Regions from separate parts of the Homo sapiens genome. Here regions 2, 3, 4 and 5 are each linked to region 1. Evidence: chromatin contacts called from ENCODE Hi-C or POLR2A ChIA-PET data. All regions are on one chromosome and are shown on one strand. Each heading gives the region's core, a stretch centred on a gene start or an enhancer-like site at or near the end of the contact. The rest is flanking DNA. Distances are from core to core; before and after follow the strand shown. Region 1 holds the start of TM9SF3 (transmembrane 9 superfamily member 3). Region 2 holds the start of ENTPD1-AS1 (ENTPD1 antisense RNA 1). Region 3 overlaps SLIT1 (slit guidance ligand 1). Region 4 overlaps SLIT1 (slit guidance ligand 1). Region 5 has its middle 14 kb from the start of DNTT.

Region 1 (2,734 bases), core at 104-2,603:
TCATTCCATGCCAGTACTTACCTATTTCCTTTTTTTAAAGTGGCTGTATAGTTGGTAAATCATTACCAGCAAAAAGACCTATTATGGAGCCAGACTGAGTGGGTCTGGTGTTTCAGCAAGCCACTCAAGCTCTCTGTGCTTCAGTTACCTCATCTGTAACAGGAACATTTTCACCGTACCTGCTGCATAGGGTTTCTGTGAGAATTTAATGAGCCAATATCGTTCAGAATAGTGCCTGGCAGATGAACGCCCTCGTGGTGACTCCATGATTTATTTACCTAACATTGAAGAACTGTTTTAAGCAAGGGAGTGAGCGATATAATCTGGTTTCTTTTTAGAATAAAAAAAACATCACCCTGGCACCTGTTGGGGATGTTAAACGGGAGGAAGATCAGTCAGTGATGGATATCTTCTTGTGAGACTCTTGCAATACATAGTGATACGGAAGACTGGTTGGTACTGGCAGAGGAAGGAGAGGAAAAATAAACTCTTGAACCACTTTTAAGAGACCAAATGCTAGAACTTGTTGACTGCTGATGGCTGAGAAGAGACAATCTGACAAGTTCGAGATTTTTGGCTTAGTGGCCTGTGTAAATGGTGGTGCCACATTCGTATATTTTTTTTTTTTTAAAGATTTTTTGTTTCAGTGTCTACTACGGATCTGGCACTGTTCTAGGTACAGGAAATACGGAAACAGGATCTCTGCTCCGAGGAGCTTACACTCCAAGAGATATTTATGACTGGGAAGAGGAGACCCAGAAATAGTTAAGTAAACACATAAATGAACAAGAATGGCAAGCTAACTTAGCATGTCTTGATTGAACAGTAGGGGTCCAGTAAATATTCAGTAACTTTAAAACATCCAACCCTGTACGAGTTTAACAATCTCTCCTAACGGTGATTACAGGAGCCCGTGATTCATTCACAGCGGCAGACGAGCGCCAGGAAAGGGTTATTTGATCTGATCCCTCAAGTTCCGGAGGCAGCAGGTCAGACGATCGGCCCCATTTGGCAGCCAGGAAAAAAGCTTAAGCATTTTGGCCAAGGTTACACAACCCGAAACACCGGGACGCGGCCCGGAGGCGGCTTCGGCCTTGCGGTCCAGGCTAGGCCACTGCGCCGGGGCCCAGCCTGCTCGGCGCCCGCCCGAGTGCTCGGCAGGCCCGTAGCGCCGCGGCTCCCAGGAGCCGAGGGGCAGCCGGCGCGCAGGCGGCGGTTGCCGGGCCCTCCCTCGGCCCGGCGGCGGTGGCGGCCCCGCGTCGCGAGGCACTTCCGGCGCGTGCCGGGGTGGCCGGATGACGTGGCTGAGTCAGAGGAAGAGGCTGAGGAGGCGCGGGGGGCGGGGGAGGCTCAGGAGCGGGCGGTGACGGCGACGGCGGCGGCAGAGGAGGCAGCGGCTGGGCCGGGCCCCGTGCGTCTGTCCGCGCCCCGTGGATGCGAATCGGCCGCGGCGGAGGCGGCGGCGGCGGAGGAGGCGGCGGCGGGAGGAGGAGTCGGTGAGCCGGCTCCGGGCCGGAGGGGCGCGGAGGATGAGGCCGCTGCCTGGCGCTCTTGGCGTGGCGGCGGCCGCCGCGCTGTGGCTGCTGCTGCTGCTGCTGCCCCGGACCCGGGCGGACGAGCACGAACACACGGTGAGGCGCCCCGGCCGGCGCGGCCGCCCCGGGCTAGCTCCCCAGTTGCCCACTGAGGCAGGCCCCACGCAGCCTGGAGTGCCCGGCGGCCCGGTGGTGCCCCACTGCGGCCCGAGGACTCCTTCCGGTTGGGCCTGGCGGAGCAGGAACCTTGGGAGCGTGGAGGAGGCATTTCCGTGCGCTCCCGGGACAGGGCTCCGCTCCCGAGTGACAGGGTCTCCTTCCCCCGGTCTGGGCCTCAGTGGCGCCGCACCCCAGGGTCTCGGGGTTCCTGGGACCCTGGGGCCAGGAAGGAGCCTGGGAAGGGTTGAGGTTCATCCACCGCGGGAGCGGGGCAACGGGCAGGCTGGGCTCGGGGCTTTTGCCCCCCAGGGAAGGAGACTGCCTTCTGGCTACTGAGGGCTGCGACGCCGAGGAAGATGGATGCATCGTGATTACCCGGCAGCCACTAACCAGGAAATATCCTACACTTTATGGTCTCCTTTGGCTTTTATCGCCCGCTTCTGCCCAGACCGGATTAAAACCCTGGGGTGGGGCAGCATTAATAAACTTGAATTGAAGAGCAGTTTATACTTACTTGTAAGTGCACCCAACCTACACGCGTTCAATTCCTAGGCCTTTCTTGTAACTTTCTCCTCACCTTCCAGCCCCTAAGTGAGACCCCCATCCCGATAGTCTCTAACTAAGGCAGCTTCTGACAGTAAAGGGTCTTGACGTTTCCCAGTCTTCAGGTCAGGGCCAGAAACAGTCCCTTTTGCATTTGGCCTAAAGGTGATTGGCAGTTTGTTTAATTGGTATTCTCACATCAAAACGTGCATGTGAACGACTCTTCAAATGGCTTTCACTTAGGGCTGTAACTGTGGTTTTCAGAGTGGTAGACTTGAGCAAGGCAGGAAGGTCAGGTAAATTGAGAGTTTGCTTGACGAGTAATTGTTTTTTATACCTTTACCATTAATGATAGGAGTTTCTATGAGAGACTGTGTTTGTACTAAATCAGAACGATCTGAGGGAGTCTTATGTCATTTCTGGTAAGTGAGGAAATGAAGCAGTCGTCCTTACCTATTTAATGGATCCGATTTTATTTGTAATCAACAAAACTTTTC
Region 2 (2,734 bases), core at 67-2,566, 500 kb after region 1:
GCAACTTTGTTTTAGGGAAGACTTTTGGTGGTAGCATACTCTCATACGAAAGTGTGTGAAAAACATCAATTTGCTTTTTTACTTTTCCTGTGAGGATTATAGAACCAAAACAAAATATCGAAAATTTTGAGAATACACTGACTCACAAAAATCCAATGCTTTTCTAGTCAAACAGGATTTCTCTACGTGATTTGTATCAAGGACGGTCATTTATCAAAATGTGACAACATGCCTTTGCCGTCATTATAACAGCAGGCAATTAAAAATGTTTTTACCATAGCCAGTTTGCTTATTTTTCTATTTTAAAAGGGTTTTATAGCAGATATGCAAAAGAGAAAGCAGAGAGAAAAAAATAAAATCACTCTCTATTCAAACACTATCACTGTTAATTTTGATGTATTTCTTGTGTTTTTCTAGGCATAATTTGTTTTTACAAAAACATAGCCTTAGTGGCTAGTCCCACTTTATTATGTGAGTACTGGTCAATGCAGAAAGAAGACTAAACAAACTACAGATTGGTTTTCAGTCATATTCTAAAGAAACAGAAGCCAAACAAACACTTGGTCTGGTGGAAAGTCCAAGATTATGGTCCTTGGCCCTCTGTTAAGGCCAGCTAGAGTATCTGGTGATGGTGAGAGGCCTCCAACTGTCTTAGTCCTGGATTTAAAAGGGCCTAAACGGAGCTAAAATGTTCCCCAGAGCCTAGCAATCATTGACAGTTTCCTCAGGTAACCAGCGCTGCAGACGGAGAATGCTGCAAAGGCAAGGTGTCAGAAACCAATTGAAATCCGAGGTTCAGCCAAGGGGACCCAGGCACACACGTGGGCCTTGTGTTCACCATAAAGAGCATACTGGCTACAAGTTGGCCCCTCTCTGGGCAACAGAGTGCCTAACTTAAAGGGGCTTACGAGGATGCCATGCGCCAACAGCTCTGGTTTTACAAAATGGAGTCACCAGGGAGAACGCGGTGTCTGGGTTAGACCACGTTCACCAAGTACCAGCTATACGATCTCGGACAAATTTACTTGCCCTCTCTTAACCTTAGTTTCCCCATATATAAAATGTAAGTGATACATTTCTGACTGCTGGGATTGTAAGGAAGGGATTAAATGGCTTGCCAATGAGGTGTTCAGCACAATGCCTGCCTAACACGTAAAACGTGTTGGGGTTGGTTGGTTGTAAGACCCACAACCTCTCTCCCCACTCTACCCCCGCCCCGCCACCAGCAGCCCAGCTGCAGCCGCTTCCGGGAACCACTTCGCTTCGGTCTCCCACTGCCGAACGCGGATCCCTCCGCGTTGCGTCACTTCCGGGAGACTCTGGCCGCGGCGATTCAATATATCCGGAAGCAACTGTCATGGCTGCTGTCAGTGAGGGCCCGTAATGGAGATCGAGTCAAGGGTTGCCCAGGGACACTTAAGAGCCTTCGGCTTCAAGGAGGCCTCTCAAAGGACAAAGGATGAGACTGCCTGGCGGCAGAGTGCCCCCCACAATCGTAGGAACTGTGTCGCCGCGCTTCCCGTTAACTTGCCGCTAAGTTTTTCTAGAAAAGTCGCCCTTCTTGCCAGGGTGGGACCTCACTTCTGACCTAGCCCTTCTTTGTGTACCAAGTTTTTGTTTCCGTCATTTCCCGCAGCCCGGGAGCTCGGCGGGCGATACTGTGGTAGCCTGGGAGGAAGGGGCGGGCCGGATGCTGGAACCGAGAGAGGTGGGGCTCGTCGAGGAGTCACGGGCGGCCGAGGCTGGAGTCTCCTAAATGCAACCTTGAGCTGTTCCACCCTTTGGTGCTTGGTCTGTTAGCTCGAGGTGCTCCTCACCGTGGAGGCGTTTAGAGCTGGTCATAAGGCTCTTACCTGCTGACCCAACCACCCTCAACCACAGCTTGCCCTGCTCCAGATAGACTTTGATCCTAGAAAATATCTAAGATGGGTGTAGTGCAGTATGTTATTGTTTTAAGTCTCAAACATAAGCAAACTATTATTAAAAGTTTTAGAATTAATAGGCAGAGTTCACATATTGGGTCGTGTTATTGTTTTAAGGTTTAAATTTAGATAACATGTTAGTACTTGTTGAGATTTTAACAAAAGCATTAAAAAAATGAGAAAATAGATTAATCTTTAGAATATTTTAAGTTTGCTACTGCGCAGTGGTAACATGAAGACACCTCATAATAAGTCTTTGATTACCAGAAGCTTCTGAAAGTAAAATTATGGGTATATTAATGTGAGTTTTCCTCTCTGCAGGGTGTCCTATAGACTTTGTCATGGAGTGAAACAGAAACAAATGTGAGTTAATCATTAACATTTCCTAGTGGTTAAAATTACTTTTTAAGCGCTTAACTGTGTATTTTTTAGATTGAAGATTTCAAATGAAATTTTGATTTGACTGAAATATTTAATATGTGATGAGTTGATATTAAAATACAGAAGATTACTATTTTTATAGAAACAATAATGTAGAAACTAATATTTGAAGCAGGTTTACTCCACATACTGTGTTATAATTTAAATTTTCACTTAAACTCTCAAAATCAGAAGAGCTGACCTAGTAAGGCTTAAACCTCTAAAACTTGTGGTTTTAACAAGGCTTAATATACGTAGTTATAATAGTTTTTAAAAAAATTGTTATCAAGTTCCTCAGGTGATTCTGATATAGTATTTTAAAGAAAGCAAAGAGAAATGATCTGTTTATACATTTTAAATATTTTGTTCCTTATTTATGTATTGAGACTGTG
Region 3 (2,734 bases), core at 149-2,648, 450 kb before region 1:
TATTTCTTGCATTACCAGCAAGGCTGGCCTTTTCTTCACAAGCACATCAACCACTGCGGGCCTTTTCCTGGGCCTGGCCTGCCCCGTCTTCACCCTGTTTTCTACTGCAGAGTTAGTGTCCTACAAACCTCATGAGTCCTTGCTTTCTCCTTGGAGCCTCCTAGCAGCCCTGAGAATAATGGGATGGGTGGGGCAGCCTACCTTCTTTGACTGAAGATGGTGAAGTTCAGAGCCTGCGAAAATCTTTTAACTTCTCTAAACCTCAGTTTTGTCATCTGTGAAATGGGACTACTTGGGTATGTGGACGAGGACTGCCTCGAGGATCAAACGAGATGGGTGGGAAGTCAGTTTGTATGATGCAGAGCGAGGGGTAAGGATGAGCACAGCCCTCCTTTTGCTCCTCTCTGGGGCTTTGGGAAGTGGGGGAGAGCTGTCCTGCAGGCTGTAGTTAGTTGGGGGGTGGAGATCCTGTGCTGGAGCTCAGCTTGGCTCAGCTCCTGGCATTGGGCCACTGCTTAGCACCTTCAGGCTGGAGGCATGAATGGTCAACAATGAAGGGAAGAGGGGGAGGTTCAGAGCATCTTGAATCCCAAGCTCTATCCTGTAGAAATGGGAACCTTGGGAAGCTTCGGGCTTAGGAGGATTTCGGTGGGCTTGGTTTTAAGGACAGTGACTTGGATAGCAGTGAGTAGAGTGGAGGCCAGAAGGGAGGTCCAAGGTGCAGAGAACAGACAGAAGAGGCTGCAGCAGGAGCCCGGGCATGGGTGGTGGTGCACAGTCGGCGGGTGGCATGAGAGTGCAAGGAAAGCAAGCTGTGAGAGAGCAGCGGTGGCACTGGCTGCAGAGGGAGGAGGAGAAGCGACATCAGGGTGCGGAGCCTGGAAGGCAGGAAGGCAGAGGGGTGCTGATGGAATGAGGGGGAACTGGTTGGGCAGTCTGGCTGTGAATCAGCTTCACAGCCCATGCCAGCAGGTGGACAGGGGGCCCTGGGAGCTGGCAGGGCCCGGTAACGTGCAAATCAGATCTATTTGGCCAGGAAAGAGCAGAGCAGGGAGGGGAAGGCAGGGGCCCAGGGAGTGTCCATGGACAAGGAGGAGGCTGGGAGGGTGAGAAGGGAAGCGAGAAGGGAACCGAGAGAGGCCACGTGACTATTGGCTTTTTACCAAGTCCTCTGGGTGGCACCTCCCCAGATGGCTTCAACAACGTACATATTTTCTCCTCCCATAAGTGATTCTGGGCCCATCGTGTGGCCTATGTGGAGGAGAGGAAATGAGAGCGAAGTCCCTGGCTGCAGGGAAGGCTGTCCCCAGCATGGGGCACCACCAGAGGTGGAGATGGGCACTAACGCCGCTGTGTTCTCTCTGCAGCTATTTGGACGGGAACCAGTTCACGCTGGTTCCGGGACAGCTGTCTACCTTCAAGTACCTGCAGCTCGTGTAAGTATCCAGGCCGCTTGAGGACAGGAGGGCCTTTGGCATCTAACCATCAGGACTCCGGCTTTCCTGGAATTTCCTACGGACCTCACTTCTGGGCAGATCCTGCTTCTTTTCCTTTCCCTGCTCCCCTCTGGGAACAGCTGTGCCTAGAGCTGTTTTGCCACCTAGTGGCCACGATTGGCAATTACATAGTTCCAGGCCATGTTGGGTTGGACCTGCCTCCTCCTCCTGCCCACGCCGTCTCCCCAAAGCTCCCCCGTGAGGCTGGTCGTGACTGTTAAAAGGGTTATCCTGGTCGGGCGGGCACGGTGGCTCACACCTGTAATCCCAGCACTTTGGGAGGCTGAGGCGGACGGATAACCTCTCGAACTCATGTTGGAGTTCGAGACCAGCCTGATCAACATGGAGAAACCCCATCTTTCCTAAAAATACAAAATTAGCCGGGCATGGTGGCACATGCCTGTAATCCCAGCTACTCGGGAGGCTGAGGTAGGAGAATCGCTTGAACCCGGGAGGTGGAGGCTGCAGTGAGCCAAGATCGCACCATTGCACTCCAGCCTGGGCAACAAGAGCAAAACTCCGTCACACACACACACATACACACACACACACACACACACACACACACACACACACACACACACACACAAAGGGGGTTATTCTTGCAAGGTTAGGAGCCAAGGAGCCAGGAAAAGTGGAGGGTGATGGAAAGCTTCTCGGTCCAGCTCAGCTCTCAAACCAAGTATGAACTATGGCAGCTACAAATACATACCTGTAACTAAGTTTTTCTTCAGGCTACGCCTCTGCTTTTCTATTATTTCCACCTTTGACCCCTTCTACTCCATGAAAATATACAAAATAAGCCTCAGGATAATAAGTTCAGCTCCTTTTAGTTTTCTAGCCTACCTAGCTCCTCACTTCAATTGTCTTTATCTGCTCCTTGGCCAGATTCTACCAAAAAGAAGTCCAGAGAACATTCCACCTTAGTGTGATTTGGAGCAGTCCCACTCCAAGTGCAATCTACGGGCCCACATCAGTCCCAGAACTGTTTGTAATGGGTTTGTAATTAGATATGGCGCTTACACCAGAATCTAAATCAATGTATTGCTTCCTTTGTTGAGAAAGTCTTGCTATGGAAACAATGTTCGCGTAAACTAAGCTAGGTGTGGTGACCGGATCTTGGCCCAAGTTTCTTATTGTGGGTTGGTGAAATTTAGTTCAAGGACTGGCTACTTTGGGCGGCTCTGGCTTACAGAATTTTGAAGCTCCAATTTATCTGTCTTTGCTTAATGACCTGG
Region 4 (2,734 bases), core at 121-2,620, 430 kb before region 1:
AGGCACTCGGATTCCATGGCCAAAGCATATACAGTGCAGTGCCAAGGACCACAGCAGGGGTGTTTGAAATTCCTATAAATTTCCATTCAGGCCGTGCTCGGTGGCTCACTCCTGTAATCCCAACACTTTGGGAGGCCGAGGTGGGCAGATCACGAGGTCAGGAGTTTGAGACCAGCCTGGCCAACATAGTGAAACCCCATCTCTAATAAAAATACAAAAATTAGCTGGGTGTGGTGGCACGCGCCTGTAATCCCAGCTACTCCGGAGGCTGAGGCAGGAGAATCGCTTGAAACTGGAAGGCGGAGGTTGCAGTGAGCCAAGATCATTCCACTGCACTCCAGCCTGAGCAACAAGAGCGAAACTCTGTCTCAAAAAAAAAAAAAAAAAGAAAAGAAAATTTCCATTCACCCCAAAGCCTCCAATCTCCCTCGAAGAGCCTGCTCCTGACAGTGCTGCCTGCAGACAGGGCCCTGGCCAGCCTCCTCAAGCTGCCCCCTGAGCCCCTGAGACACAGCTGGGGCTGCCACTGGGTGGGTGAGGCCTGCCCAGAGGTGGGAGCCAAGGCCTGTTTGCTTTCTCTGGGGTCCCCCCATCTCATGAGTCACACTGGGCACTGTGGGAGGGGATAGCCCTCCGGCCCTGCCCTGAGCAGCCCATTTTCTGCTATTCAGTGAAGGGGCCAGCCCTAATGACCCCATCTCTTAAGTCCTTCCAGAGCTGACATCACAACGCAAGCGCCCTCCCACTGGCTGCTCCCCACAGGACCGCCCAATGAGCCCCACCCTCCCAGAGCTTTTCTGAGGAATACATAGTATTTAGTTGCTGAAAATAAATTGCTGGCGCAATACATTGGCTCTTCCGAAAATGATGTTGAATCTGGGGGCAGAAATGGCTGAGCCTGCCTCTGCATACCCAAATTACCAGATGTAAAAATGAATCACTAAATGGCCTCTCTTCCCCTGGTTGCCTTGGAAACGGCGTCCTTACACTCTGCACCCAGCCTCCTCGGGGCTTCGGTGAGCAACTCCCTGGGCGCGCCCTCCTCATTCCTGAGACGCCCCAGCTGGGGGCTGAAAGGACACCCCCTTCACCCTGAGATGGGGAGATGGGGCAGCCCCCTCACCTCACTGCCTTACAGAATGCGGGCTGCGGGAGTGGGCTCTCCAGGTGGAAAGGGGGTGCCTCCACGAGTTACCCCTCAACCCCAAGGCTCTCTGGGGCACCTGTTATCCCCTGACCTGTGTCTACTCCCGCTACCCTGCCCCAGCTCGTACCACAGGCCACTTTCTGAAATGTGAAACTGACCCTGTCACCCCAGCTTAAAACCCTGCTGCTGGTCCCCTCCAGCCTTCAGGGAAAACAGTTAACCACAGACCATTTCCTGCAATGGTGATTTGAATTCTTTTTACTCACAGACTCCCCAGATACATTCTAAAAACTATACACTCCCTCACACATCCTTAGATTGACAGCTAAAATTTTCATTTTAAGTTTTTCATTGCAAAGGAGGTAATTTTTCCAGATATTATAAATATTATTAACATTTAAGAATAAAACTATCACTTTATTTGGGAGGCTAAGGTGGAAGGGCCTTAAGACAAGTAGTTGGAGACTAGCCTGGGCAACATGGCAAAATCCCCATGGCAAAACCCATCTCTACAGACAATTAAAAATTAACCAGGTGTAATGGTGAATGCCTATAGTCCCAGCTTCTCAGGAGGCTGAGGAGGGAGGATCACTTGAGCTCAGGAAGTTGAGGCTGCAGTAAGCTGTGATCATACCACTGCACTCCAGTCTGGGCAACACAGTGAAACTGTCTCTAAAATAAAAAAATAAATTAAGCTTTAAAAATATGACATTAAATCACTCTTTTATCATTCTCCAATGCAATCTAAACAGCACATCATTTTGACACTTTTTTTTTTTTGAGACAGAGTCTCGCTCTGTCACCCAGGCTGGAGTGCAGTGGCGAGATCTCGACTCACTGCAACCTCTGCCTCCTGGGTTCAAGCAATTCTCCTGCCTCAGCCTCCCGAGTAGCTGGGACTACAGGCATGCACCACCACACCCGGCTAATTTTTGTATTTTTAGTAGAGACGGGGTTTCACCATGTTGGCCAGGCTGGTCTCAAACTCCTGACCTCAAGGGATCCACCCACCTTGGCCTCCCAAAGTGCTGGGATTACAGGCATGTGCCACCCCACGTGGCCAATTGGATACCATTTTAAAATGACACGAACAAGTTCTTCTTTAACAGTTAAACATTTTACCTTGTTCTTTTTTCTCCTCTAACTAGTATTTCCATTTTACTCCTTACCCTCCTGTCTTTTTTTTCTAACCAAATATATTTTTATGCTAGACTCTTTTCTTGAGTACTCTGCCATGCGTCTCTGTCCCCAACATGGGTACACGTAAGTTAAAACTTAAAGTTTTTTTCTTATTTCTCATCACCATAAGCCTCTGATTTAAAGTTTCTTTTGCAGCGAGTTATCCCTACAATAATTCGAAACAACATAACTGTATTATAGAATTGGATTGAAAATTATTACACATAGAAGGAAAATTTTATTGGACTGTATCTCTCTTAATGAGATGGATGGGTGCTTTTTTGTTCTTTTCTTCTCTCAGTTGGTTTATGGGTGAATGTTGCAGAATGAGAGAGGACACAGCGTTTGATCTTTTCCTGTTTTGTTTTTATAGATATAAATGCTGGGAAGTTTGTTCATGTAAATAAA
Region 5 (2,734 bases), core at 134-2,633, 300 kb after region 1:
CTGAATGAGTACAATATATACTATTCAGGTAATGGCTACACTAAAAGCCTGGACTTTTTATAACTATTATATCCATGTAACAAAACAACACTTACACCCCCTAAATCTATAGGAAAATTTAAATATTAAAAATGGAAAATGTTACTTGCATTCATAGGTACATATTAAATAGCTGTTTAATGTGTAGATAGAGGCTGCTCTGGTTGTGTAGTCTTCCAGCTCTGGACTGTGCCAATAGCATGGGGTTTGGAGTCAAATCCAAGTTCTATCATTTACACTTGATGGCATTTTGATGACAGATAATTTGCTTAAATCCTCTATATGTGCATTTAAATTTGTATAGCTATTGCCAATCTGCAAATTGCTCTCCATTGACAATGTACCAGTTTACACTCAGATTACACACCGGAGAGGTGATGGGCCCGTTGTCTCACGCTCATCACACATGGTGTACTCTCAAACTTTGGGTTGCTTGCAAATATGAAATGTAGAAGAAGCTATCCCAGTGGAGTTTTCATTTGCTTTTTCTTCAATATGAGTGAGGTTGTGCATCTTTTCATCTATTTAAGGGCTACGAGTATTTCTATAAACCATCCTTTCTATCTTTTGCTTATGTTTTATTGGGTGTGTGTGTTTCCTTATTTATTTGTGTGATTTGCTTATATATGACAAAATTAGTCTTCTTCCTGAGTATAGGTTTCAAATACTTCCCCCGATTTGTTTTCTGACTTCTGACTTGGTTAATGGTGGTGACTTTTAAACATGCAGATCTTTTAAATGTAGTCAAATATATCAATCTTATTCTTTATGGCTTCTCTGTTTGTGTCATACTTAGCCCTTTCCCACTCAGAGATTCTAAACCCTAAGCAGCAGCGGGTGGGATGGGGTGGAGTGGGATGGTGAGGGATGGGAATGATGTTCTCTTCTAGGTTTTTTAGGGATTTATTTTCACATTTAAATCTTTAATCCACTGGAATTTATTTTTGTGTAACAAGTGAGGTATTGGATCCAAGTTTCTCTTCCCCCAAGTAGCTTCCTACTTGTCCTAGATTCTTTTATTAAATAATCCATATTTTCTCCACTTATTTAAAACCTAGTTAACTTTTGAAAGAATACACGAAGGTCCATGACTTCTAAATTTGGCAGCAGGAGGAGGTCTAAGCTGCAGAATGTTAGATGAGGCTCTTAGCTCTTTCTGAATTGTATCTGTTGTTATTTGGAAAAAGAAGAAATAAAAGTGCATTGATCTGAAAATTTAATTCAACAAATAGCTGTGTGGGAGAGTGGAAACAACACAGGCTCTTAAGTTAGAAAACCTGACTTCACTTCTCATATTGACTAATTGTGGGGAAGTCATGCAACTGCTGTGTGCCTCAGCTTTCGCCTCTGTAAAAATGGACCTAATAATGGCATCTATGCCATAATATGCTGTGCAGTTAAAGTGCATTGGTGCTTTATAAACTGTACAGGACTACAGGCACATGAGCTGTTATCTGAATTTTTACAAGGTGGTACAGCATTGCCAGTTAACTTATACAACACAATTCTATATTTGTGAATGTTTCACCATTCTTGAAATCCTTTCAGCTTCTTTGAAGATGATTAGCTTCTTTCTCCTTGCTGGGGAGTATTCTGGGTTTGCTATTTTTAGTTTGCTTAAATGTGTTTTCTGACAGCTTCTGAGTGGCAGTGGGGGGTTGGTAGGAAAGGAAGAGGTGACCGGGAAGTTAGAATCATCCACTGGGTTTCGAGGGAGAGGGAGCTGAGGCCGCACCTGGAAGAATGATCTGGAAGGAGGTAGAAAATAGGAAACCATAGGGAGAGTGAATTAGCTTATTTAGAATCTTGTATATATAATGATTATCTAGTTAAACTTTTGTTTTATAATTTATAGCAAAGTTTTGTGGACAGTACAGAAGAATGGTGAGAGTCAGTTAATGCAGTGATCGAATCACAATCCCTCTTCTTATTAATAGTTATTTAACCTCTCCAAAGCCTTTTTCTCATCTGTGCCCAAGGGATTATAAAGATTGAATGAGACAACATTCATTTCTCATGCTTATGTGACTCTAGATAGGAGGTTGGAGTGGGCAATTGAGAACAAAGTGTAAATTCATGATGGTGACTTGTGTTTGCCCTTGGGAGATGCAGTAGAAATTGTCTGCAATCGAGAGGTGCAACTGGAATCTGGACACTCACTCTTCCCCATCCCATAGACAAATGCTCTACCTCACTTCAAAGGCAACAGAAGCCTAGGAGGAAGAAGATGCCTCTAATACCCTGTCAAGTTTGCAAGAAAGGACATGGGATGATGACTCCATTATCACAGGGGAAGGAAAAATGTCCAGGTGACAAGGGGTGGGGACAATGAGTGGGGGCTTAAGGGGGAGGGGGCATCCATGGGACCAGCAGAAGGATTGGGAGAAAGTGAAAACAGATATGGGTCACTAATTGAAGAAAAATGTGACTGTGATTTAATTTGTTGGAACCAGAAAAACCTGCTCTTCAGAGTTCTCTTCTGCAAGCCTGGCCTTATCAATACATCAATCTGGTCATCCATCCATCACATGGTGGCTGCTGTCAATCATGGTTCCCTGCGCTGGAGCCCTCCACACGCAGTATTACAAATGCTCCCAGCCCTGAGGGAAAGGTGGCTCTAAAATTCCTTTTCTGTCGAGCACATTTTGCGTATGCTTATTAAGTTTTAAAAATTTGGAAACAAGTTACCCAAAAC

What was found. Hi-C counts contacts between places; a loop is a spot of excess contacts on that map. ChIA-PET counts read pairs that join two places held with the same protein, here RNA polymerase II (POLR2A). Pooled maps may share reads with other maps.
Region 2: a map of CD4-positive, alpha-beta T cell shows a loop between it and region 1 (6-fold over the local background). The contact joins the promoter of ENTPD1-AS1 here to the promoter of TM9SF3 in region 1. A Hi-C loop is called at or near these places in 3 of 168 maps with a recorded cell type or tissue (CD4-positive, alpha-beta T cell, naive thymus-derived CD4-positive, alpha-beta T cell and posterior vena cava) and 11 of 50 pooled maps. POLR2A ChIA-PET finds 5 or more read pairs at or near these places in 2 of 52 experiments (CD4-positive, alpha-beta memory T cell and RWPE1).
Region 3: a loop to region 1 is called in a pooled map, with 3 times the contacts of the local background. The contact joins the enhancer-like site here to the promoter of TM9SF3 in region 1. A Hi-C loop is called at or near these places in 1 of 168 maps with a recorded cell type or tissue (ascending aorta) and 10 of 50 pooled maps. POLR2A ChIA-PET finds 5 or more read pairs at or near these places in 1 of 52 experiments (AG04449).
Region 4: a loop to region 1 is called in a pooled map, with 4 times the contacts of the local background. The contact joins the enhancer-like site here to the promoter of TM9SF3 in region 1. A Hi-C loop is called at or near these places in 1 of 168 maps with a recorded cell type or tissue (ascending aorta), 2 of 37 single-sample maps with no recorded cell type and 12 of 50 pooled maps. POLR2A ChIA-PET finds 5 or more read pairs at or near these places in 1 of 52 experiments (WTC11).
Region 5: a map of ascending aorta shows a loop between it and region 1 (2.9-fold over the local background). The contact joins the enhancer-like site here to the promoter of TM9SF3 in region 1. A Hi-C loop is called at or near these places in 2 of 168 maps with a recorded cell type or tissue (ascending aorta and breast epithelium), 1 of 37 single-sample maps with no recorded cell type and 4 of 50 pooled maps. POLR2A ChIA-PET finds 5 or more read pairs at or near these places in 2 of 52 experiments (OCI-LY7 and activated B cell).

The regions. Positions count from the first base shown.
Region 1 is chr10:96,585,631-96,588,364 of GRCh38, reverse strand. It overlaps TM9SF3 (transmembrane 9 superfamily member 3), which reads left to right and starts at 1,353. Exons shown (of 15, transcript NM_020123.4): 1 at 1,353-1,631. The coding sequence starts at 1,530. It overlaps LOC105378443 (a long non-coding RNA gene), which reads right to left and starts at 1,301. Exons shown (of 3, transcript XR_946220.4): 1 at 22-1,301. RefSeq lists an enhancer at 186-245 and a silencer at 1,124-1,693.
Region 2 is chr10:96,088,817-96,091,550 of GRCh38, reverse strand. ENTPD1-AS1 (ENTPD1 antisense RNA 1) reads left to right here and starts at 1,316. Exons shown (of 6, transcript NR_038444.1): 1 at 1,316-1,569; 2 at 2,244-2,285. RefSeq lists enhancers at 1,167-1,216, 1,227-1,596.
Region 3 is chr10:97,036,400-97,039,133 of GRCh38, reverse strand. It overlaps SLIT1 (slit guidance ligand 1), which reads left to right. Exons shown (of 37, transcript NM_003061.3): 22 at 1,368-1,436. Among named protein-coding and RNA genes, the nearest start is that of SLIT1-AS1, 65 kb to the left of the region's middle. RefSeq lists an enhancer at 552-1,052. Within about 2 kb of position 1,398, at least 4 of the 41 ENCODE cell types and tissues checked have a DNase peak (open chromatin) inside an H3K27ac peak, as active enhancers do.
Region 4 is chr10:97,015,502-97,018,235 of GRCh38, reverse strand. All of the region lies in intron 28 of SLIT1 (slit guidance ligand 1), which reads left to right. Among named protein-coding and RNA genes, the nearest start is that of SLIT1-AS1, 86 kb to the left of the region's middle. Within about 2 kb of position 1,370, at least 3 of the 41 ENCODE cell types and tissues checked have a DNase peak (open chromatin) inside an H3K27ac peak, as active enhancers do.
Region 5 is chr10:96,289,541-96,292,274 of GRCh38, reverse strand. No RefSeq gene overlaps it. Among named protein-coding and RNA genes, the nearest start is that of DNTT, 14 kb to the left of the region's middle. Within about 2 kb of position 1,383, at least 3 of the 41 ENCODE cell types and tissues checked have a DNase peak (open chromatin) inside an H3K27ac peak, as active enhancers do; they include OCI-LY7, where a contact is called at or near this core.